2 separate regions of the Homo sapiens genome follow, and region 2 is linked to region 1. A link is a contact called in ENCODE Hi-C data. All regions are on one chromosome and are shown on one strand. Each heading gives the region's core, a stretch centred on a gene start or an enhancer-like site at or near the end of the contact. The rest is flanking DNA. Distances are from core to core; before and after follow the strand shown. Region 1 holds the start of H2AC1 (H2A clustered histone 1). Region 2 holds the start of HFE (homeostatic iron regulator).

Region 1 (7,811 bases), core at 3,596-6,095:
TTCTTCTAAATGTTCTTCTGTGCCAATAAATTTTAGGTATTTTATAACCAAGGTATAGCTGTGTTTTACTCCTAGTCAAATACTGTCTTTTAAATGGCAAATTTAATCGGTTAAACTTCATTTTGATATTTGGACTCATTTCTAATGTTTGACTTTGCATTCTAATTTGTCATGCCAGTCCTTTCTGATTTCCTGCTTTCCACTGGACTATTTTTTTTTTTTGCTATTACCTTCTTTCTAGTCTACATTAATTTTATTATTTTAGTGGTTACATTTAATATCATAAAATATAAACCTGACTTAAGAAAATATAACAATCAGTATGTCTGTCCTCCTTATAAACAGTACAAGGACATCAACATGCTTTAATTTGTTTCAGCCCCTTTCATCTTCTGTAACTACTCTCCAGTGTTTTTGGTTTTTTTTTTTAATATTCTAGTATTATTGTAGGTTTTTTTTTTTTTACAACTAGTGTATTTATTTAGATAGATTTATACTTTTACCTCTTCCTTTGGCAATATTATTGCTTATTGCATCTCAGTCTTTCTTCTGAGTTCAGTCTTTTTATTTCAGTACATTCTTTAGCATTAATTCTTCTAGTATGAATCTGAGTGGCAAAACTTTCCAATCTTTGTCCAAAAATTATTTCACCCTTACACAAAAAAGAGTTCATCTGAGCACAGAATTTTAAATTGAAAGGTATTTTGCTTTAGAACTTAGAAGGTGTTATTCTATCGTTCCATGACTTCTGTGATTTCTGATGAGAAATCCATAACATTGTAGTGGAGGAAGCAAAACTTTACTTCTACCCTCAGGATATTTTGGTTGGGTTTGAGAATTAAATTGACATGAGAGGTCAACAGGAGAAAAGCATATAAATTTATTGAATGGAAGTTTTACGTGGCACAGGAGTAGGAAATGAAGACCCGAAGACAAAGAATGGAATGCTTATGTGAAGAATCTGACAAAGTGAAGTAAGTTGTGAAAATGTGACAGCAAAGGGGCTTGGGTTAGAGTAATTAATTAGGTGGAGAAGTGACTAGAGAGGTAAGGGTTGGTGTAACAAGGTTTATTTGTACAGATTTTCCTTGGCCTTAATTTTCTGTCCTTGATGAGAATGATACTTTCCTTCTGGTATAGGGAGGGCATCTTTCATCTCCTGCTTTTAAGAAACAAAAGGAAGGTCAGAGTGTATGTGCATCTGCTGTTTTTCAAGTGTCTATCTCCAAATAGTCAATATGTCAGAGTGACATATTTTGAAATGGTGTGTTCTGAATTCCTTCAACGTGATTTATCATAAAAAGTAAAAGGAGGCTGAGCATGGTGGCTCATGCCTGTAATCCCAGCACTTTGGAAGGCCGAGTCGGGCGGATCACCTGAGGTCAGGAGTTCGAGACCAGCCTGCTGAACATGGCAAAACGCTGACTCTACTAACAATACAAAAAAAAAAAAAAAATTCGCTGGGTGTGGTGGCAGGCGCCTGTAATCCCAGCTACTCAGGAGGCTGAGGCAGGAGAATCGCTTGAAGCCGGGAGGCGGAGGTTGCAGTGAGCTGAGATGGTGCCATTGCACTCCAGCCTGGGTGATAAGAACAAAACTCCGTCCCTGCCCTCCCCACCCAAAAAAAAAAAAAAGTAAAGGGAAAAAAGTGGCATATATTTGTCTCAGTTGCTGCTGAAGTTTTATTGTTAATAGCCAATATTTATTTTTAATTAACAACTTTTAGCAATTTTGGAATTACACAAATCCCATAAAAACCCAGCATTAGGCATAAGACAGTGTCATATTAGTCTGATTATAATAAAAAATAAGTCAGCCGGGCATGGTTGCTCACGTCTGTAATCCCAGCACTTTAGGATAAGGCCAAGGTGGGTGGTCAGGAGTTCGAGACCAGCCTGGCCAACATGGTGAAACCCCGTCTGTGCTAAAGATATAAACATTAGCCAGACATGATGGTACATGCCTGTAATCCCAGCTACTTGGGAGAATGAGGGAGGAGAATCGCTTGAATCCAGGAGGCAGAGGCTGCAGTGAGCTGAGATCAGGCCACTGCACTCGTCTGTGCGACAGAGGAAGGCTGTTGGGGGGGAAAATAAGTCAATATCACCATTTTTATTATCACGTGTAACTATTAGACAATGCATTTAGACAAAGTCAACTATTTAAAACAACAGGACAAAATTATATGATTTTTCTGCCTACCTGGAAAACCACAGAGGAAAAAAGCTGGACAACAGAAATGACAGAATAAGGAAGGAAATACAAACCAGTACGAATATCAAGAATGTTCTATCTGTAAAACATCGTCAATCAGAAAACATAATAAAAGAAACCCTTCTAATATTTCCCCAAAATACAGTAATAAAAAAGAATACCTGGAGATAAACTCTATGAAACGTGTGAAAGTTCTATAAGAAGAAATCAAGGCTGGGTGCGGTGGCTAACACTTGTAATCCCAGCACTTTGGGAGGCTGAGGCTGGCGGATCACCTGAGGTCAGGAGTTGGAGACCAGCCTGGCCAACATGGCGAAACCCTGTCTCTACTAACAATACAAAAGTTAGCTGGGCGTGGGGCAGGCGCCCGTAATCCCAGCTACTCAGGAGGCTGAGGTAGGAGAATCACTTGAACCTGGGAGCTGGAGGTTGTAATGAGCCGAGATCACGCCACTGCACTCCAGCCTGGGTGACAGAGCGAGACTCTGGCTCCAAAAAAAGAAGAATCAGAAACTTCTGTAGGTAAATTGTTTTGAAAAATCAAGGGGGCATGTCTCCTGTAACATGTATTCACAATTTTTTAATATATTTTATTCTATCTAAACATTTAGTTTAATGCAATTTTAATAGGATTGCATTAGAGATAGAAATAAAAGTATTATGTAGTGCATTTGGAATAAAAGAATACACAGGTTCTCTTCTATAAAGTCAAGTCCCTCCTCCTCTGCCTTGGCAAGTCTGAGAAGTTAAGTGCCACTTTCTTGACAAAGTATCTACATTAATTACTTGGAATTCATCTGTTTAGGTTTGTCTTATATCCTGATTTTAAGTTTTACATTTGCCATGTTCTAAATATTACCCAGTTTTATTCAACATATAGTTGCCATTTCTGTTTTCAAATATCTTCAATTTTTGCCGTCCCTAACTGCATCCCTTATTTATTATGTATGCAGGTTAATTCATACTTTTGTAACTTGATTGTCCTTACTCGGCATGTTTTATTTTATAGAACTTTACCTGCTTCTATACATGCCTTATTATGTGTAGACATCAAGTGTTTAGCAGTTTTTTTTTTGGTAACCAAATGATTTTTTTTTTTTTTGAGGTAAGGTCAACTGTTGAATATCGTACAATAATTTTTAATTTAGTTATTTGGCAGCGTTACTGAATGGGTTTTGCTTTTCACTTTCTCTTGGTGTTTACAGCACAAACTGCAAACACAGATCAACAAACTATTTTGCCTCTTTTCAACAGTCAAAACTTTTGAAGCATATACTCTTCCAAATTTCTAAACTTCAAATTATGTTCGGCCTTCTAGTCCCATTCCTGCCTGAGTCTAACACTAGTATCTCACCATCACATATGGCGTAAGGCTTCTTTTTGACATATTTTACTTACATTTTAAGAAATAATTCTATTATTCTTTACAAAGTACGTGAAACCACAGGTATCAAATATATATGCTTACCCAAATTTTAAGATTAACTTACTTACATGCCACATTTAATTATGAGTATTTCGTGAAACTACCATATTTGAAAGGAAATTCTCTAAAATGTACTTTAACCAGCCAGACTGATGTTACCTGGATTTAAACAGGAAGATTACACCTCTCCTGCTTGTAATGCAATTTTCACTTCCATGTGTAACCCTTAACATAACTAACATACATAAATCTAGTTTGAGATAGTCTCGCTCATGTCACCCAGACTGGAGTGCAGTGGAGCAATCAATCTTCGTTCACTGTAACTTTCGCCTCCCGGACTCATGAACAACCCTCCCACCGCAGCCTCCCGAACAGCTGGGACTACAGGCCTGCATCACCAGACCCAGCTAGTTTCTGTGGGGACAGGGTCTCAATTATGTTAACGGTCAAGCCCCAGGCTTGAACGACCCTCCCGCTCCAACCTCCACTGAAGTGCAAGTACTGACTGCTCACAAGCGTTAAGCCACCTCGCCCAGTGACATATATAACCAAAATTACCTCAAACTAATGGCCGATGGAACGCTCCTTGAAAATTCAGTCCCCGTACATTCCCGAAATGCGCTTAAACGGGCATTTGTGACAGGCAAGTAAGATGGCTGGTTAACAGCAGTAACGTTTTGTAACGTACAGCCTTTTTCTGAGACGGTAGGTGGCTCTGAAAAGAGCCTTTTGTTTTTTCTGACACAGAAGTCTTTTTACCAATGACAACCTTAAGTTACTTGCTTTGGGCTTTATGGTGGTGACTCTCAGTCTTCTTGGGCAGCAGCACTGCCTGAATGTTAGGCAGGACTCCGCCCTGGGCAATGGTCACGCCGCCCAAAAGCTTATTGAGTTCCTCATCATTGCGGATCGCTAGCTGCAGGTGGCGGGGAATAATGCGAGTTTTTTTGTTATCGCGAGACGCATTGCCTGCCAGCTCAAGGATTTCTGCTGTGAGATACTCTAACACTGCCGCCAAATACACTGGTGCGCCTGCCCCTATCCGCTCTGCATAGTTTCCCTTACGAAGCAGACGATGGATCCGGCCTACGGGAAACTGCAAACCCGCTCTAGAAGAGCGAGACTTAGACTTGGCGCGTGCTTTTCCTCCCTGCTTCCCTCGTCCAGACATCTCCTCGCATCAAATTGCAGCAACACGAGAACCACATTTCTAGGGCTGCTACTGGGCCTATTTATAGTCTGACTGAGGTTGGCATTTGCTATCTGATTGGCTGATGGCCGTCTACCCAATCAGAAAGTCGTACTAGAATCGCCTCATTTGCATTCACGCCACTTCCCATTGTCCAATCAGATTTTGGATACCGAACGCGGCGTTTGAGGGCCGTGCCTATAAATACCGCATCTTTCATCCTCCAGTTCTGTTTGTTTACTTGGCGAGACTTGGAGCTGAGGTCATTTGGAGCTGTTTAATACTGAAGAGCTGTTGAGCACTGGAAAGTGCTGTGTAACCCTGGAAAAGAACCGTGTAACGCTGCAGAAGTGTGTGGTAGCTATGCCGGAGGTGTCATCTAAAGGTGCTACCATTTCCAAGAAGGGCTTTAAGAAAGCTGTCGTTAAGACCCAGAAAAAGGAAGGCAAAAAGCGCAAGAGGACCCGTAAGGAGAGTTATTCTATTTACATCTACAAAGTGCTAAAGCAGGTCCATCCGGACACTGGCATCTCTTCGAAAGCTATGAGCATTATGAATTCCTTCGTCACTGATATCTTTGAGCGTATAGCGAGCGAGGCATCACGTTTGGCTCACTACAGCAAGCGCTCCACCATTTCTTCCAGAGAGATTCAGACAGCAGTGCGCTTGCTACTGCCGGGAGAGCTGGCTAAACATGCTGTGTCTGAGGGCACCAAGGCTGTCACTAAGTACACCAGCTCCAAGTAAGCCTGCTAAGTAAACGTCATTTCTAACCCAAAGGCTCTTTTCAGAGCCACTTAAACATACTGAAACAGCTGTGGGCTTCGTTTTTGTGTAGTTTCTAACCGTAAGGGTTTTTTTTTTTTTTGAGGCGGAGTCTCACTCTCCCAGGCTGGAGTGCAGTGGCGGAATCTCGGCTCACTGCAAGCTCTGCCTCCTGAGTTCACGCCATTCTCCTGCCTCAGCCTCCTGAGCAGCTGGGACTACAGGCTCCCACCACTACACCCGGCTAATTTTTGTATTTTTAGTAGAGACGGGGTTTCACCATGTTGGCCAGGATGGTCTCAAACTCGATCTGGTGATCACCCACCTCGGTCTCCCAAAGTGCTGGGACTACAGGCGTGAGCCACTGCGAATATATCCAAATCAGCTGTGGGCCGAGGGTAGACGAACTAGTTGCAGCAAGACAATCCTTGCTAGGCACCGTGACTCGCCTGTAATCCCAGCACTTGCAGAGGTCGAGGCTGGCGGTTCATGAGGTTAAGAGACGGAGACCATCTTGGCCAACAAGGTGAAACTCCGTCTCTACTAAAAATACAAAAATCAGGTGGGCGTGGTGGCGTGCACTGTAGTCCCAGCTAATTGGGAGGCTGAGGCAAGAGAATCGCTTGAACCCAGGAGCCGGAGATTGCAGTGAGCCGAGATCGTCACTGCACTACAGCCTGGTGACAGCGAGACTGTCTCAAAAAACAAAACAAAAAAACCCCCTAGTTTGTATAAAAGCTACATGCTGATACTGGTATATTTAAGGTTAGCATTACACATAATAAAACTAAAAAGCGCAGCGACATAGACAGTATAACTTGCATTATGATCCCAAATTTTAAGACCTCACAAAAAGGGAATAGTTTAGAGGAAGTTACGTTTTGTGCCACAGGTAAGTCAAGGTGTGGAAATGATTGTGCGAACTCTGGAGAACTCACAAATCTGGTTAGCAGGAATTAAACGGATTTAAAATGTCCCTTAATTTTCTTAAATTTATAATAGTTTCCTTCATTGTCATGTTACTGGTTGTTGGACTCCATCTGTAAGAGCTCCCAAGCATTAAACTGATTTCAGCCACCTTAAAAATGGATCAAATATTACTTCCTGGAAACCTGTGGTTAGCTGGAATTCTCAATTTGTTTAACGCATCTTCATTTAACCTTTATCTTTTAACAAAATTTTGGATATGTATATGTGCTTTCTCTACATTAAAAAGTTAGTACCGGCCGGCGCGGTGGCTCACGCATGTAATCCTGCACTTTGGGAGGCAGAGGAGGGCAGATCACGAGGTCAGGAGATCGAGACCATCCTGGCTAACATGGTGAAACCCTGTCTCTACTCAAAATACAAAAAATTAGCTGGGCGTGGTGGCACGTTCCTGTAATTGCAGCTACTTGGGAGGCTGAGGCAGGAGAATCCCTTGAACCCGGGAGGCGGAGGTTGCAGTGAGCCGAGATCGCCCCACTGCACTCCAGCCTGGGTGACAGAGCGAGACTCCGTCTCAAACACAAACAAAAAAATATATCAATGTATAACAAGACCCGTTAAAATAAGTGCCCCCACACTTTTGTGAACAGTAAGACAGTCCCTGCAAAGCCCCTGCATGCTTTAGCTGGGAAATCTTCCAGGGAGGTGACAAATTGGGGGGAAGGGGCATCTAGCATCTATGCTCACCTTGTATTGGGGATGGGATCATCTCTAATCAGGGATTCATGCTTCTCTAACACCTTGGAAAACAGCAGGTATCACATAGCTGCCAAATAACCTGTCGACTTTGTGACCACTGTCAGACTACCCTGATTACCCAAGGACTTTTAGGCTTATTTGGGCAATAGATAAGTAGGAATACCAGCAAATAAAAACTGTTTTCAGACCAAACTTCATGTAGCTTTTATATCAGATGTATTTTGGCTGCAAATAATAGGAAATGCTAGCTGAACTGGTTGAGATAAGTAATGCAACCAAACAGGACAACATAAAGGCAGAGAAGTTCCACCAATAGGATAATCACAGCCCTGGCTCCACTACCCTGCAGTCTTGCCTCTGCCCTTCTCCACACTGTGACTTTGCCATCATACTAGTTACAGTTGCAAGTGTTCATGCAGAGAGGATAGGATAAAGTAAAGGCAGGAAGAGTCAGTCTATTCCACTGGGTCTTGGATTGAAAGCAAGAGGAGTCTTCCCAGAGGACCCGTTCCTCTCAGGTCCATTTTCTAG
Region 2 (7,811 bases), core at 2,679-5,178, 360 kb after region 1:
TACATGAAAATCTGAACCCCAACAAATATGGCCTAATTCTAAATCTGACTTTCCCAGGAGTAATTTTTGTCATTTCCAGCTTACCAGCCTTTGTGAGTGTTGAATTTCAGCATTTCTGTTTGCTTGCAGCAGAAGGTGGAGCCAGGATAGGGTGGCTCAAGATTAGAGTTTCTTCCTTAACAGTTCAGTCAACTTTTTAATCTTGGATTTATAGCTTCCTACCTGCTCTCTTAAAGGTGAAATGATCTATTCACCTTCAGACCATTTGCCCTCGGGGTCTCACTGAGCAATCTATGGCTTAAGTCTTCTAAGTCTCTTAATGGCCAAATACAATGGACAATTTTCAGGTATATCTGACACCATTTCTCTGCAGCCTTTGGCACCTATAACCACTCCATGGCTTCCACAATGTGATTGGTCATTTCTTTTTTGTTTATATGACAAGTTTTTATTCTTCTTCTGCCTGTTAAATGCGCCTGACCCCCAGTGTTCTGATTTTCACTATTTTTCTTAAAAAAAAAAGTTTAAATGAAAAAAGTTTCTTATGAAAATATTAAAACATATACAAAAATAGAATAGACATTGATAATAGATCCTAAAATTCCTAGGGAAATTCAGCAGACTGAGAATAGCTAATATAGTCTTCCAAAAAAAGATCAAATTTGAAGTTGAGAAACTTCTTGAATTCAATTTACTAAAAAGCTATAGTAATCAAGACAGTGTAGTCCTGACATAAAGATAGGATTATAGTCTGGGTGTGGTGGCTCATGCCTGTAATCCCAGCACTTTGGGAGGCTGAGGTGGGCAGATCACCTGAGGTCAGGAGTTCCAGACCAGCCTGACCAACATGGTGAAACCCCGTCTCTACTAAAAATACAAAAATTAACCAGGCATGGTGGCAGGTACCTGTAATCCCAGCTGCTTGGGAGGCTGAGGCAGGAGAATTGCTTGAACCTGGGAGGAGGAGCCAGTGGCCGGGATTGGGCCACTGCACTCCAACCTGGGCAATAGAGTGAGGCTCTGTCAAAAAAAAAAAAAGATAGGATTATAGATTATAGCATAATGGGATAAAATTGAGACTCCAGAAATAAACTCTCACATTTATGGTAGATTGATTTTTGATAAGGGTGCCAAAACACTTCAATGAAAAAAGAGTCTTCTCAACAAGTGATGGTGGAACAACTGAATAACCACATTTTTGTTCTATCTGGGGCCCTGATTCAAAAACCCAGGCAAAGATGGAGAGAAATCAGAACTCTCATACACTGCTGATAGGAGGATAAAATGCTTACTTTGGAAAAGAATGTGGCAATTCCTCAAAAGGTTAAACAGTGTTACCATATGACCCAGCAAACCCACTTCTAGATATATAACCAAAAGAAATCAAAACATAAGTCTACAAAAAAACTTGTACATAAATGTTTATAACAGCACTATTCCCAATAGCCATAAAGTAGAAACAAACCAATGTCCATCGGCTGATGAATGAATAAATAAAATATGTTGTGGTATGTCCTTATAATAGATATTATTGGTCCATGAAAAACATACATAAAAACATTATGCTAAATGAAAGAAGCCAGTCACGGCAAAGCAATATATTATATGCCTCTATGTATACTAAATGTTCCAAATAGAAAGAAAGTAGATTAAAGATTGTCTAGGGCTGGGAGGGGAGGAGGAGGAGAATGGAGGAATCTGGGAGGCGATGAATTAAGGGTACTGAATTAGGGGAACATGGTTTCTTTTTGGGGAGATAGAAATGTAAAATTTTGGTAATGGTTGCACATCTCTGTAAATATACTAAAATCCATTAATTTTTGCATTTTATTTTATTTATTTTATTTTTGAGACGGAGTTTCGCTCTTGTTGCCCAGGCTGGAGTGCAATGGCATGATCTCGGCTCACCACAACCTCCGCCTCCCAGGTTCAAGCGATTCTCCTGTCTCAGCTTCCCGAGTAGCTGGAATTACAGGTGCATGCCACCACACCCAGCTAATTTTTTTTTTTTGAGATGAAGTCTTGCTCTTGTCTCCCATGCTGGAGTGTGATGGCACGATCTTAGCTCACTGCAACCTACGCCTCCCGGGTTCAAGCGATTCTCCTGCCTCAGCCTCTAATGTAGCTGGGATTACAGTTGCCTGCTATCACGCCCGGCTAATTTTTGTATTTTTAGTAAAGACGGGGTTTCACCATGTTGGCCAGGCTGGTCTCGAACCCCTGATCTCAGGTGATCTGCCTTCCTCGGCCGCCCAAAGTGCTGGGATTACAAGCGTGAGCCACTGAGCCGGGCCAATTTTTGCATTTTACATAGATGAATTATATGGTATGCTAATTATATCTTACCAAAAATTGAAAAAAAGGAATAGTACTATCAGCCCCAATGTGCCCATCATCAATATTCTACATGTTTCCAATGTTATTGTATCTGTTTGCCTACAGTCGAGGCCCTGATATCCTGTTTGATTTTCTTGAATTGCCAAAATTTGCATACATGCTTACAAAAATAATGCCTGTTGAATTTGCTAGATATGTAAAGGTTTGGAGCAAATCAGGTGTATTAAATTTATTAATATTGTTTGAAATGTCTAAGGCAATAATTCCCAAACTTCGTTGAGGGAGAAGGAAAGCTTTTAAAATCCCATTGCCCAGGTGGCATCCCATACTGTTACTGGGAATTATGCATTGGGATGGATCCTTTAACCGAGGAGATTATTATAGCCGGAGCTCTGAACCAGCAATCTCAGTTCTTGTGATAGTGAGCAAAGAACTACAAACTAACACCAAAATGCAAGCTTAAAGCAAAGTTTATTGAAGCACAATAATACACTCTGAGGGACAGCGGGCTTATTTCTGCGAAGTGAACTCAGCACTTCTTTACAGAGCTCAAGGTGCTTTTATGGGGTTTGTGGGGAGGAGTTGAGGTTTGGGCTGTATCTGAGTGACAGGATGATGTTATTTGATTGAAGTGTATAGCTATACAATCTAAAATTAAACTGTGCATGGTCTTACCTATAATTTGTTAAGAAAAGCCTCCCAGGGATGGGGGGGCAAAACTGTATGTAAATTCTATTATAATGATGGCATGATGAACTTGGGGTGAACTTGAAGACAGGCTTTTGTGTTGTTGGGCATGTGCCACCTTAGGGAATTTCCACCTGTACCCTCCTTTCTCTTTCTCCAGGATATTTTGGCCACAGACTTTATCATAAACTCCATCCCTTAGGGTGGCATTAGGGTAGTCTTGGGCCTGAATTTAGGTGGGCCAGTGGCTGTCTTAGTGACAGCCTTTCCGCTCTCTTCTGTCATCCCCTCCCAACTGCTAATGTCTAACTACCTAACAATTACCCATTAAATCAGTGTGTCTGGGGTTAGGAGCAGGCCTCAATATGTTTAATCATTCTCCAGATAATCCCAATACTGTAAAGTTTGTGAAACACTTGTCAGATAATTCAATTATGAAGGCTGTGGAAGGTGTTTCAGTAGGATCTAATTGGTTAATGTTATGACTTAATTAATTTGAATCAAAAAACAAAATGAAAAAGCTTTATATTTCTAAGTCAAATAAGACATAAGTTGGTCTAAGGTTGAGATAAAATTTTTAAATGTATGATTGAATTTTGAAAATCATAAATATTTAAATATCTAAAGTTCAGATCAGAACATTGCGAAGCTACTTTCCCCAATCAACAACACCCCTTCAGGATTTAAAAACCAAGGGGGACACTGGATCACCTAGTGTTTCACAAGCAGGTACCTTCTGCTGTAGGAGAGAGAGAACTAAAGTTCTGAAAGACCTGTTGCTTTTCACCAGGAAGTTTTACTGGGCATCTCCTGAGCCTAGGCAATAGCTGTAGGGTGACTTCTGGAGCCATCCCCGTTTCCCCGCCCCCCAAAAGAAGCGGAGATTTAACGGGGACGTGCGGCCAGAGCTGGGGAAATGGGCCCGCGAGCCAGGCCGGCGCTTCTCCTCCTGATGCTTTTGCAGACCGCGGTCCTGCAGGGGCGCTTGCTGCGTGAGTCCGAGGGCTGCGGGCGAACTAGGGGCGCGGCGGGGGTGGAAAAATCGAAACTAGCTTTTTCTTTGCGCTTGGGAGTTTGCTAACTTTGGAGGACCTGCTCAACCCTATCCGCAAGCCCCTCTCCCTACTTTCTGCGTCCAGACCCCGTGAGGGAGTGCCTACCACTGAACTGCAGATAGGGGTCCCTCGCCCCAGGACCTGCCCCCTCCCCCGGCTGTCCCGGCTCTGCGGAGTGACTTTTGGAACCGCCCACTCCCTTCCCCCAACTAGAATGCTTTTAAATAAATCTCGTAGTTCCTCACTTGAGCTGAGCTAAGCCTGGGGCTCCTTGAACCTGGAACTCGGGTTTATTTCCAATGTCAGCTGTGCAGTTTTTTCCCCAGTCATCTCCAAACAGGAAGTTCTTCCCTGAGTGCTTGCCGAGAAGGCTGAGCAAACCCACAGCAGGATCCGCACGGGGTTTCCACCTCAGAACGAATGCGTTGGGCGGTGGGGGCGCGAAAGAGTGGCGTTGGGGATCTGAATTCTTCACCATTCCACCCACTTTTGGTGAGACCTGGGGTGGAGGTCTCTAGGGTGGGAGGCTCCTGAGAGAGGCCTACCTCGGGCCTTTCCCCACTCTTGGCAATTGTTCTTTTGCCTGGAAAATTAAGTATATGTTAGTTTTGAACGTTTGAACTGAACAATTCTCTTTTCGGCTAGGCTTTATTGATTTGCAATGTGCTGTGTAATTAAGAGGCCTCTCTACAAAGTACTGATAATGAACATGTAAGCAATGCACTCACTTCTAAGTTACATTCATATCTGATCTTATTTGATTTTCACTAGGCATAGGGAGGTAGGAGCTAATAATACGTTTATTTTACTAGAAGTTAACTGGAATTCAGATTATATAACTCTTTTCAGGTTACAAAGAACATAAATAATCTGGTTTTCTGATGTTATTTCAAGTACTACAGCTGCTTCTAATCTTAGTTGACAGTGATTTTGCCCTGTAGTGTAGCACAGTGTTCTGTGGGTCACACGCCGGCCTCAGCACAGCACTTTGAGTTTTGGTACTACGTGTATCCACATTTTACACATGACAAGAATGAGGCATGGCACGGCCTGCTTCCTGGCAAATTTATTCAATGGTACACTGGGCTTTGGTGGCAGAGCTCATGTCTCCACTTCATAGCTATGATTCTTAAACATCACACTGCATTAGAGGTTGAATAATAAAATTTCATGTTGAGCAGAAATATTCATTGTTTACAAGTGTAAATGAGTCCCAGCCATGTGTTGCACTGTTCAAGCCCCAAGGGAGAGAGCAGGGAAACAAGTCTTTACCCTTTGATATTTTGCATTCTAGTGGGAGAGATGACAATAAGCAAATGAGCAGAAAGATATACAACATCAGGAAATCATGGGTGTTGTGAGAAGCAGAGAAGTCAGGGCAAGTCACTCTGGGGCTGACACTTGAGCAGAGACATGAAGGAAATAAGAATGATATTGACTGGGAGCAGTATTTCCCAGGCAAACTGAGTGGGCCTGGCAAGTTGGATTAAAAAGCGGGTTTTCTCAGCACTACTCATGTGTGTGTGTGTGGGGGGGGGGGGCGGCGTGGGGGTGGGAAGGGGGACTACCATCTGCATGTAGGATGTCTAGCAGTATCCTGTCCTCCCTACTCACTAGGTGCTAGGAGCACTCCCCCAGTCTTGACAACCAAAAATGTCTCTAAACTTTGCCACATGTCACCTAGTAGACAAACTCCTGGTTAAGAAGCTCGGGTTGAAAAAAATAAACAAGTAGTGCTGGGGAGTAGAGGCCAAGAAGTAGGTAATGGGCTCAGAAGAGGAGCCACAAACAAGGTTGTGCAGGCGCCTGTAGGCTGTGGTGTGAATTCTAGCCAAGGAGTAACAGTGATCTGTCACAGGCTTTTAAAAGATTGCTCTGGCTGCTATGTGGAAAGCAGAATGAAGGGAGCAACAGTAAAAGCAGGGAGCCCAGCCAGGAAGCTGTTACACAGTCCAGGCAAGAGGTAGTGGAGTGGGCTGGGTGGGAACAGAAAAGGGAGTGACAAACCATTGTCTCCTGAATATATTCTGAAGGAAGTTGCTGAAGGATTCTATGTTGTGTGAGAGAAAGAGAAGAATTGGCTGGGTGTAGTAGCTCATGCCAAGGAGGAGGCCAAGGAGAGCAGATTCCTGAGCTCAGGAGTTCAAGACCAGCCTGGGCAACACAGCAAAACCCCTTCTCTACAAAAAATACAAAAATTAGCTGGGTGTGGTGGCATGCACCTGTGATCCTAGCTACTCGGGAGGCTGAGGTGGAGGGTATTGCTTGAGCCCAGGAAGTTGAGGCTGCAGTGAGCCATGACTGTGCCACTGTACTTCAGCCTAGGTGACAGAGCAAGACCCTGTCTCCCCTGACCCCCTGAAAAAGAGAAGAGTTAAAGTTGACTTTGTTCTTTATTTTAATTTTATTGGCCTGAGCAGTGGGGTAATTGGCAATGCCATTTCTGAGATGGTGAAGGCAGAGGAAAGAGCAGTTTGGGGTAAATCAAGGATCTGCATTTGGACATGTTAAGTTTGAGATTCCAGTCAGGCTTCCAAGTGGTGAGGCCACATAGGCAGTTCAGTGTAAGAATTCAGGACCAAGGCTGGGCACGGTGGCTCACTTCTGTAATCCCAGCACTTTGGTGGCTGAGGCAGGTAGATCATTTGAGGTCAGGAGTTTGAGACAAGCTTGGCCAACATGGTGAAACCCCATGTCTACTAAAAATACAAAAATTAGCCTGGTGTGGTGGCGCACGCCTATAGTCCCAGGTTTTCAGGAGGCTTAGGTAGGAGAATCCCTTGAACCCAGGAGGTGCAGGTTGCAGTGAGCTGAGATTGTGCCACTGCACTCCAGCCTGGGTGATAGAGTGAGACTCTGTCTCAAAAAAAAAAAAAAAAAAAAAAAAAAAAACTGAAGGAATTATTCCTCAGGATTTGGGTCTAATTTGCCCTGAGCACCAACTCCTGAGTTCAACTACCATGGCTAGACACACCTTAACATTTTCTAGAATCCACCAGCTTTAGTGGAGTCTGTCTAATCATGAGTATTGGAATAGGATCTGGGGGCAGTGAGGGGGTGGCAGCCACGTGTGGCAGAGAAAAGCACACAAGGAAAGAGCACCCAGGACTGTCATATGGAAGAAAGACAGGACTGCAACTCACCCTTCACAAAATGAGGACCAGACACAGCTGATGGTATGAGTTGATGCAGGTGTGTGGAGCCTCAACATCCTGCTCCCCTCCTACTACACATGGTTAAGGCCTGTTGCTCTGTCTCCAGGTTCACACTCTCTGCACTACCTCTTCATGGGTGCCTCAGAGCAGGACCTTGGTCTTTCCTTGTTTGAAGCTTTGGGCTACGTGGATGACCAGCTGTTCGTGTTCTATGATCATGAGAGTCGCCGTGTGGAGCCCCGAACTCCATGGGTTTCCAGTAGAATTTCAAGCCAGATGTGGCTGCAGCTGAGTCAGAGTCTGAAAGGGTGGGATCACATGTTCACTGTTGACTTCTGGACTATTATGGAAAATCACAACCACAGCAAGGGTATGTGGAGAGGGGGCCTCACCTTCCTGAGGTTGTCAGAGCTTTTCATCTTTTCATGCATCTTGAAGGAAACAGCTGGAAGTCTGAGGTCTTGTGGGAGCAGGGAAGAGGGAAGGAATTTGCTTCCTGAGATCATTTGGTCCTTGGGGATGGTGGAAATAGGGACCTATTCCTTTGGTTGCAGTTAACAAGGCTGGGGATTTTTCC

Evidence for each region. Hi-C counts contacts between places; a loop is a spot of excess contacts on that map. Pooled maps may share reads with other maps.
Region 2: a pooled map shows a loop between it and region 1 (6-fold over the local background). The contact joins the promoter of HFE here to the promoter of H2AC1 in region 1. A Hi-C loop is called at or near these places in 1 of 168 maps with a recorded cell type or tissue (naive thymus-derived CD4-positive, alpha-beta T cell), 2 of 37 single-sample maps with no recorded cell type and 9 of 50 pooled maps.

The regions. Positions count from the first base shown.
Region 1 is chr6:25,721,717-25,729,527 of GRCh38, forward strand. H2AC1 (H2A clustered histone 1) reads right to left here and starts at 4,846. Exons shown (of 1, transcript NM_170745.3): 1 at 4,347-4,846. The coding sequence starts at 4,811. The coding sequence ends at 4,416. It overlaps H2BC1 (H2B clustered histone 1), which reads left to right and starts at 5,061. Exons shown (of 1, transcript NM_170610.3): 1 at 5,061-5,629. The coding sequence starts at 5,193. The coding sequence ends at 5,576. It also overlaps a transcript of SLC17A1 not described here.
Region 2 is chr6:26,083,501-26,091,311 of GRCh38, forward strand. It overlaps HFE (homeostatic iron regulator), which reads left to right and starts at 3,929. Exons shown (of 6, transcript NM_000410.4): 1 at 3,929-4,016; 2 at 7,341-7,604. The coding sequence starts at 3,941. It also overlaps HFE-AS1.